Linked DNA regions of Homo sapiens: region 2 is linked to region 1. A link is a loop called in an ENCODE intact Hi-C map of the cell type or tissue named here. Cell type or tissue: breast epithelium. All regions are shown on one strand. Links, peaks and the distances in the headings refer to the core of each region. The heading gives the core; the rest is flanking DNA. Region 1 overlaps KRT78 (keratin 78). Region 2 holds the start of KRT3 (keratin 3).

Region 1 (4,383 bases), core at 238-4,237:
GAAGCTGGTGGATCACCTGATGTCAGGAGTTCGAGACCAGCTTGGCCAACATGGTGAAACCCTGTCTCTACTAAAAATACAAAAATTAGCCGGGTGTGGTGGCAGGCACCTGTAATCTCAGCTACTCGGGAGGCTGAGGCAGAATTGCTGGAACCTGGGAGGTGGAGGTTGCATTAAGCCGAGATCACGCCATTGCACTCCAGTCCGGGCTGACAACAGTGAAACTCCATGAAAGAAAGAAAGGAAAGAAAGAAAGAGAGAGAGAGAGAGAGAGAGAGGAAGGAAGGAAGGAAGGAAGGAAGGAAGGAAGGAAGGAAGGAAGGAAGGAGGGAGGGAGGGAGGGAGGGAGGGAGGGAGGGAGGGAAGGGAGGAAGGAAGAAAGAAAGAAAGAAAAGAGATGAAGCTGGGTGCAGTGGCTCACGACTGTAATCCCACCACTTTGGGAGGCCGAGGCGGGCAGATCACTTGAGGTCAGGAGTTTGAGACCAGCCTGGCCAACATGGTGAAATCCCATCTCTATTAAAAATGCAAAAATTAGCCAAGCATGGTGGTGAGTGCCTGTAATTCCAGCTACTCAGTAGGCTGAGGCAGGAGAATCCCTTGAACCCGGAGGCAGAGGTTGTAGTGAGCCAAGATCACGCCACTGTACTCCAGCCTGGGCAGTGGAGTAAGACTCTGTCTCAAAAAAAAGAGAGAGAGAGAGAAAGAAAAAGAAAAGAAATGAGGCTGGGTGCAGTGGCTCACACCTGTAATCCTACCACTTTGGGAGGCCAAGGCGGGCAGATCACTTGAGGTCAGGAGTTTGAGACCAGCCTGGCCAACATGGTGAAACCCCGTCCCTACTGAAAATGCAAAAATTAGCCAAGCATGGTGGCACATGCCTGTAATTCCAGCTACTCAAGAGGCTGAGGCAGGAGAATCCCTTGAACCCGGAGGCAGAGGTTGCAGTAAGCCAAGATCACGCCACTGAACTCCAACCTGGGCAGTGGAGTAAGACTCTGTCTCAAAAAAAAAAAAAAAAAGAAAAAGAAAAAGAAAAGAAAAGGAAAAGATAAGAAAAGAGAAAACAGATGAATTAACCATCTCCCCAAGGGGCTGAAAGCAAGATGTACACCTGGACATAGGCTACAATGCTGTCAGCCCCCTCCCCGATGCCAGGGGAGTGCGATCCAGTGGCACTATCCCACGAAAGCCAACATGTGGCTAGAAGTCACAGCAGGAAGGCTGAATTCACCCTAGATGGGGCTTGAAGTTCTCTTCTCCCCAAATTATCCAAAGCTCCAGCCAGTTATCAAGGTCCTCGACACAAAACCACTGGCAACCCAACTGGAGAGAGAAGCTAGGAACTGGGAAGTGAGTTGAAGGCACAAAGGCAATGAGAGGACATTTGGGGGTCTCTGGGAATCTACCTGCTTCTTGAGGTTCTCAGTCTGACTCTGCAGCCTCTGAATCTCTTGGTGTAGCTGAGAGATCTGGACTTTCGTTTCCTGCATCCTGTCCCCATGAAGCTGGGCAGACACCTGAAGTTCCTGGTACTGAGAGGGGAACAGAGGGGACACCATTAGTTGAGAGGACTGCCACCTTTGACCATCTCCTCATGTTTGAAAAGCCACCTCTCACTCCTTATTTGGAGTGTGGGTTAAACGCCTGAGCCAGGACACAGTGGGATATACTTCCAGAAGTCCAAGCTTATCTCCCACGGTTCCTCTGCATCGCCTCCCTCCTGGAGGGGAAATGGCCCTGCCCACCCAGCCCCAGACCTTCAGGGAGGTAACTGGAACTGCCCCAATGGGATCGAGGTGGATGACCACCCTAGAGTTTGGGCATGGAGACCTAGCCATTTCCAGCATGGTGCTGCCCCCCAGGTCCCACCACCTTGGTCTGGTACAAGGCCTCAGCCTCAGCCTTGCTGCTCCGGGCGATCTCCTCGTACCGGGCGCGGACCTCAGTGATGATGCTGCTGAAGTCCAGGTAGCGGTTGTTGTCCATGGACAGCACCACAGACGTGTCGCTGGCCTGGGTCTGGAGCTGGCCCAGCTCCTGCAGGGAAGACAGACTCAGTGTCCACTCACCCCCAGCTCCTTCTCCCCTTGAAGCCTAGGATGGTTGAGCAGGATGATGAATTTCTGCTTACATGCCATGACCCCCATTCATCCCAGGTGGCTTTGAGTATGCCCTGCTCACCATGGGACTCGATCTCCTCATTCAAAAATGAGAGCCATAGGAGGTGGTCTCTGAAGTCTCTTGCAGCTTGGACATTAATGGAAAATGGCCTGCAAGGCCCAAAATCACCCAGCCCCCATCACTCCTCAGGCCTCTTTTTTTTTTCTTCTTCTTCTTTTTTTTTTTTAAGATGGAGTCTTACTCTGTTGCCCAGGCTGGAGTGCAGTGGTGTGATCTCGGCTCACTGTAACCTCTGCCTTCCAGGTTCAAGCCATTCTTCTCCCTCAGCCTCCCTAGTAGCTGGGATTACAAGCACCTGCCACCAAGCCTGGCTAATTTTTGTGTTTTTGTAGCGACAGCGTTTCACTAGGCTGGTCTCGAACTCCTGACCTCAGGTGATCCACCTGCCTCAGCCTCCCAAAGTGCTGGGATTATAGGCATGAGCCACCGTGCCCAGCCATCTTCAGACCTCTTATCATACTCCTCTCCCTCTCGCTCCTACTACTCTGGCCACACCGACCTTCCTGCATTTCCTCAGACAGCACACTCCCGCTGTGGGCTGCAGCCACTGCCTGGAATCCCAGAAACCCACCTGCGTGGTGACCTTCCTCACCTCCTCCAAATCTTTGCTCAGATTTTATCTCCTAAATAAGGCCTACCCTGGCCACATGATTTGAAGTTGGCACCTGCTCCATGTTCCCAATCCTCCTTTCTCTGTTCTCATTTTCCTTTTTTCCATTGCGTTTATCACCTTCTTCCATACTATATGATTTCCTTATTTACTAAGTCTGTTGCTTATTGTCTGTCTCCCAATAGAAAGCAAACTTAGTCGGGCGTGGTGGCTCATGCCTGTAATCCCAGCACTTTGGGAGGCCGAGGCGGGTGGATCATGAGGTCAGGAGTTCAAGACCAGCCTAGCTAAGATGGTGAAACCCCATCTCTACTAAAAATACAAAAATTAGCTGACCGCAGTGGCGGGTGCCTGTAATCCCACCTACTTGGGAAGCTGAGGCAGAGAATTGCTTGAAGCCGGGAGGCAGAGGTTGCAGTGAGCTGAGATTGCACCACTGCACTCCAGCCTGGGCAACTGAGCAAGATTCCATCTCAAAAAAAAAAAAAAGCAATTTTTTTATCTGTAGTGATTTTTTTCTGGTTATTCATTGATGTATCCCCAGGACCTAGCAATTCACATAGTAAGTTTTCAGTAATTGGTTGTCAAGTGACTGAATGACCCAGAATCTAAGCCACCCTAACAGACTTCCCCTCTTGGCCATTCTCCTCATGGCCACAGGAAGCCTGCCCACCCAGTCCTCTCTCTTGGCTGCAGCCTGCCCTTTGGTTGAGCCTCACTTCTTCATTCAGATGCTTCAAGAAGTAGAGGTACTCTCTCAGAGCCTCCAGCTTGCCCTCCAACTCCATCTTGCTCAGGAAAACCCCATCCACATCCTGGAGACAAGGGGAGAGAGAACACGTAACCCCCTCTTCCTCTTTGGGGTCCCTACTCTGGCTCAGGAATTCTGTTCATGCACTGCTCAACACCCATCCACCATGCCTCCCAAGACCCCCTCCTTCCTCCTCCAGCCCCACTCTGTCCTGCTCTCTCCTTTGCCCAACATTGACCCAACATCACCTTCAGGAAGTCTTCCCTGATTAATCACAACCAGTTCTGCTTCTTCCTCTCCCTCCCCGCCCTCTCCTGCAGTGACATCAAGAGCTCGTCAAGCAGTCCTTTAGTCAGATCTTGCCTTGGGGCCCCTGTGTCTAGGCAGATGTCCCATTTTCCCAGGGGACCCCTGCAGGTAGAGTGATAGCCTGTCCTAAATCAGGACCTCCCACCTTTTCCCTCCCAGCCTAGGACTAGGCTCCGTGCACAGTGGATGCTCAGAACGTAAGTGGAGCACTGGCCCCCACCCTCACCTTCTTGAGGACCACAAAGTCGTTCTCAAGTGTGGCACGCCTGTGGGCCTCCTCCTCATACCTGCCAAATAAGTAGAGAAGGATGCAGTTTGAGGCTCCACGGTCAGAGCTCATGCCCCCATGTCCGAGCATGACCTCCCTGAAAAGGACTCCTTGCCTTAGAATGCCCCCAAACAAGACAATAACCAGCCCTTCTCTCCTTTCCTGCCACGTCCTAGCTATGTACCTGTGCCACCCTTTCAGCCCATGTCCTTTTGATGACGACAGCCACATTGTTTCAGTTTATAAGGCACATTCGAATAC
Region 2 (4,383 bases), core at 105-4,104, 50 kb before region 1:
CGTTTATTGATTTCATCCTCATATCTGTGTGAATAAAAAAGAAACAGCTGAGTTTGGTTTTGAGGTCATCGTAAACACCATTGTTCCCTGGAACTCTGAAAGTTCATCTCTTCCCTCCCTCCATCCCTATCCTGCCCCTCTCAGATGAGCACATCCTCTTTACTATCTCCCTGTTAGTTGGGGGACCAACCAAGTCAATTTGCCCAGGCAAACTGTCTGGTTTTAGCACTAAAATTTCTGCATCCCAGGAAACCCCTCAGTCCCAGGCAAACCTCTGGATGGTTGATCACCATACCATGAGTTGTCCCAGAATCTTTCACATGCCAGAACCAGGATCTTCCCCAACCTGGCTCATGAGGAAATGCTTCCCCAACTCTAAACTCATCCGTTTTTTGTTTTTGTTTTTTTTTTAGACATAGTCTCGCTCTGTCACCGAGGCTGGAGTGCAGTGGTACAATCTTGACTCACTGCAACCTCCATTTCCAGGGTTCAAGAAATTCTGTTTCCTCAGCCACCCGACTATCTTGGATTACAGGTGTGTGCCACCACACCCAGCTAATTTTTGTATTTTTAGTAGAGATGATATTTCGCCATGTTGGCCAGGCTGGTCTTGAACTCCTGACCTCAAATGATCTGTCCACCTCGGCCTCCCAAAGTGCTGGGATTACAGGCATGAGCCACCAAGCCCAGCCTAAACTCATCCTCTTGCCACAATTTTATTTGCAAAGCACCATGCTTGGAGAAGGAAGGTGAGGGGGAACTGAATGAACCAAGCTGTCCTTCATGAAGGTAAGGAGAGGGAAATGGGCCAGGAGACGCCACTGCCCAGCAGTCAGGGGGCATGTAGAAGGGGCCAAGACTCTGAGACAGGGTGGGCCATGGCATCTTCCCACTCCTGCCCTGTCACTCACTTCTTCTTGAAGTCTTCCACCAGGTCCTCCATGTTCTTCAGCTCAGAGTCCAGGCGCCCTCTCTCCCCGAGGATGTTGTCCAGGTAGCTCCGCAGGTAGTTGATGTGATTCTCAAAAAGAGGCTCAAGGTTGTTTGTGCCTGAGATGGAACTTGTGCCCTGCTGCTGGAGCAGGTTCCACTTGGTCTCCAGGACTTTGTTCTGTTGCTCCAGGAACCGCACCTGCAATGGTTGCAGGAAGCAACATCAGGCAACACTTGTAGCAGAGGAGCAGAGGGGCCTTCACTCAGGTAGGACTAGGTGTCTATCTCCTGGGCCCCCAGCACAAAGGCCTAGAAAAGATGCAAAGATAGGCTCCTACTGTAGTCAGAGAGATTATGATCAGATGGGTGATGAGTCAGGACACTACACTTGCAGCGTGGTTTGGAAAGTTACAAAGGAAGGGGAAGTAGCTCCTACCTGAAAGCAATAGAATTATTGCTTGTTGTTCCTGGGAACTTCATGACCCTATCTTAACTTCCAAAACCACAGTACACTCTACAAAAATGCACATAAACCTCAGCAGCACCATTTCCACCCACGACTCTACTGACATGCTAGCTCTTCAAAAACAGTGAAGTGATGCTGGGAAGCTGGGAAGCAACACTGGCTGGCATGCCACAGTTAGCATGACAACACCTCTCTTGGGCCTGGAGGGGAGGCAGCCCCATGAGAACTGTCCTGGTCTGGAGAAGCTCACCGAGCACTCTTGTCTTCCTGACTAGGCTGAGTAGGAGTGCAAAGTCACTCATTTCTCTGCGCTCCCTTGGGACTAACTAAGGTTCTTATGCTCTTAATCCCTGCTCCAGGTAATCAGCCTCCTCTGCCTGGCACAGCAATATGAGGGGGAAAGGGCTTCCTGGAAAGCCTCAGAGGGCAGCTTGTATTTGAAAAGCCTCCCATTCTTGGTGGACCCTTCGCTGATGGTGGCTGTGGCCCTTGCCTTGGGCTGCCTGCCCTGCCAGCCTGGGCCTCAATGAGGCAATGACTGGAAACTTCAGCAGGGGTTCCCACAAACAGGATGTGTGGTGCTCAGGTCCAAATAGGGGACTGTTTTCTTTCTACACCTCCCCTCACTTGACCATGTAGACAAACTCCTCAACCCTGGATATCTTCCCAGACCCTAGAGTTCCACCTAACTCCTCACCCTCCAGTCTGGCCTATCCAAGAAACATTTAAACACTGTGTCCCAAAGGTCAAATTCAAAGTCCCCAGCCCAGGAAGGGATGACCAGTCAAAGCTTCATTACCTTGTCAATGAAGGAGGCAAACTTGTTGTTGAGGGTCTTGATCTGTTCCCGCTCCTGGGCCTTTACTTGCCCAATCTGGGGGTCGATCTCCACATTGAGGGGCTGCAGGAGACTCTGGTTGATAGTCACTTCCTGAATTCCCCCAGGAAAGCCCCCAGGGCCAAAGCCACCAGGACTGCCCAAGCTGCCAGGCCCACCAAAGCCACCAGACCCACCAAAGCCACCAGGACCACCAAAGCCACCAGCCCCTCCAAAGCCACCAGCCCCTCCAAAGCCACCAGCTCCACCAAAGCCACCTCCCATTCCTCTGCCACCACCAAAGCCACCACCAAAGCCACCTCCATAGCCGCTCCCAAAGCCACCTCCATAGCCACCTGCAAAGGCACAGCTGCTCCGCCCTCCCCCAAAGCCTCCAGCCCGGGAGCCGCCAGCTGCCACGCTGATGGAGATGCTCTTGTTGCCGCCCAGGTTGTAGAGGCTGCGACTGCCAAAGCCACCTGCTCCGCTCCGGAAGCCATAGGCCCCTCCGCCAGCTCCCCCAGAGTGGGCCACACAGCTCATCCTGCTGCTGCCGGAGACCACAGCAGAGCGGCCGGAGAAACCCTGGCTCCCGCCACCAGATGTCTTGCTGGCTTGTCTGCTCATGGTAAGGAGCTTGGCGAAGAGAAGAGTGTAAGTTAAGCAGGGACACTGAGAGTCAGAGGAAGAGGGATGGGAAATGAAGACCTGTGCAAAATAAATCCCTTTATATACATTTGAGGAGGTTGTTGGGCTCAAACGAAGGAGAGATAATTAATCCCAAATATTCATGGGCTGGGTTTGCCTCCAAGGCAATAAGTTTGTTCCAGGCTACCAAACACACCTTGAAAATAAGCTGAAATGGTAAAAGTGCTAAGGTGGCAGGCTTACCTGGTGAGGGGGTGGTGCCTGGTGTTGCCCCATGTTTGGGCATGGCCTCCTCCTAGCTCTGTCTGACAGGACCCAGGAGGCACGCTCACCTGCATCAGGTGCTCAGCAGCCATCCCTCTGCCTATTAGCTGCACCTGGGCCCTGCAGAGCGGTGCCCAGCTCTGGAGAGGATAGAGTGGAGGAGGTGTGGGGAGGTTCTGCTTCTCTGAGTAGTGGAGACAGTGGAGCCCACTCACAGCTCTGGGAAAGTATCTTAATGGAAGGAGTGATGCAGGTCTCTCCACAATGACTGAGTGCACAGTATGTGCCCAGCTCTACGCTGGCCTTTGGGATGAAGCGCTGACCTCTCCTTCTCCCTTCTTGGAAAAAAGCCCAGAACTATCACAAATCTGCCTCCTGGGTTCTCCCTGTACCCCAAGCTTTAGTTCAGGAGGTAGTGACCTTTTGGTTTATGACTATCTTTGGAGAAAAAGTCAAGTTAACACCTATGTATGTTGAGCAGACACTGGCAAAATCCAACATGCCTAATGTTTGTTTCTCTTTAAAACTTCCCAGAGAAATTATACACTATTACACATCTTGGGGTTTATCTATGGCTTCCTTTCTTGCTCCCCACATTTTGGCCTTTCTCTGGTTTTAGCTTAAGGCCTAGGGAACAAGAAATTCAAATGTCAAGTCAACAACAAATTCAGCAAATATTTACAGACTGCCAAATGTGTGCCAGGCCCTTTGCAAAACTCTGGAGACCCAGTCATGGACAAGACACACAGGGCCCCTGTGGGACCATTTTCTGTTTGAGAGATGTGCTCCTGAGAGTCGCCCATGCCCCCTCACAAACCCCAGAAAGCCAGATCTGGCAGAGCCGGCAGCACTATGGAATATGTCTGACTCCGAAAGCCTGAAACTCTCCCTGTCTGGGGTTGTTCAGAGGCTTATGACTGGGCTTGGTTTGTCCAAAAGAAAGCCATCCTGCACACTCTGGAGCTGGCCAAGTTAGCTGCTTATCTCTCCAGGACAGGCCTTTTTTGTTCTGTCTGCTGCACATTGGGCCCTTCTAAGGGTGTGGTCTGTATGGCCCTGGCAGGAGCCTCCTTAGAATTGGGGGAAAGGATAGAGACTTCTTCAACACCCACTGGGTAGGGCTGGGAGTGGCCCAAGTGCAAAGGAAGTACAATTTTCTTCAGTGGCCTGGTTCTTCCATTTTATCCTTATCTCTCCCATGTGTTACCTGCCAGGCTGTGCAACATCCTAGCTCCTCCCCAGGATAAAACCATAA

Evidence for each region. A loop is a pair of places that touch in the nucleus more often than their neighbours do. Peaks named below come from ENCODE experiments on the same cell type or tissue, not always from the same donor. Only the 100,000 strongest peaks of a DNase experiment are listed, where the experiment ranks them.
Region 2: a loop joins it to region 1, with 2.3 times the contacts of the local background. A loop is called at or near these places in 2 of 110 quality-filtered maps.

The regions. Positions count from the first base shown.
Region 1 is chr12:52,842,684-52,847,066 of GRCh38, forward strand. It overlaps KRT78 (keratin 78), which reads right to left. Exons shown (of 9, transcript NM_173352.4): 3 at 4,081-4,141; 4 at 3,514-3,609; 5 at 1,876-2,040; 6 at 1,410-1,535. Among named protein-coding and RNA genes, the nearest start is that of KRT78, 4.1 kb to the right of the region's middle. In breast epithelium, for the core only: no CTCF peak of the experiment used is centred there; no DNase peak of the experiment used is centred there.
Region 2 is chr12:52,793,200-52,797,582 of GRCh38, forward strand. It overlaps KRT3 (keratin 3), which reads right to left and starts at 2,918. Exons shown (of 9, transcript NM_057088.3): 1 at 2,199-2,918; 2 at 912-1,132; 3 at 1-24. The coding sequence starts at 2,843. In breast epithelium, for the core only: no CTCF peak of the experiment used is centred there; no DNase peak of the experiment used is centred there.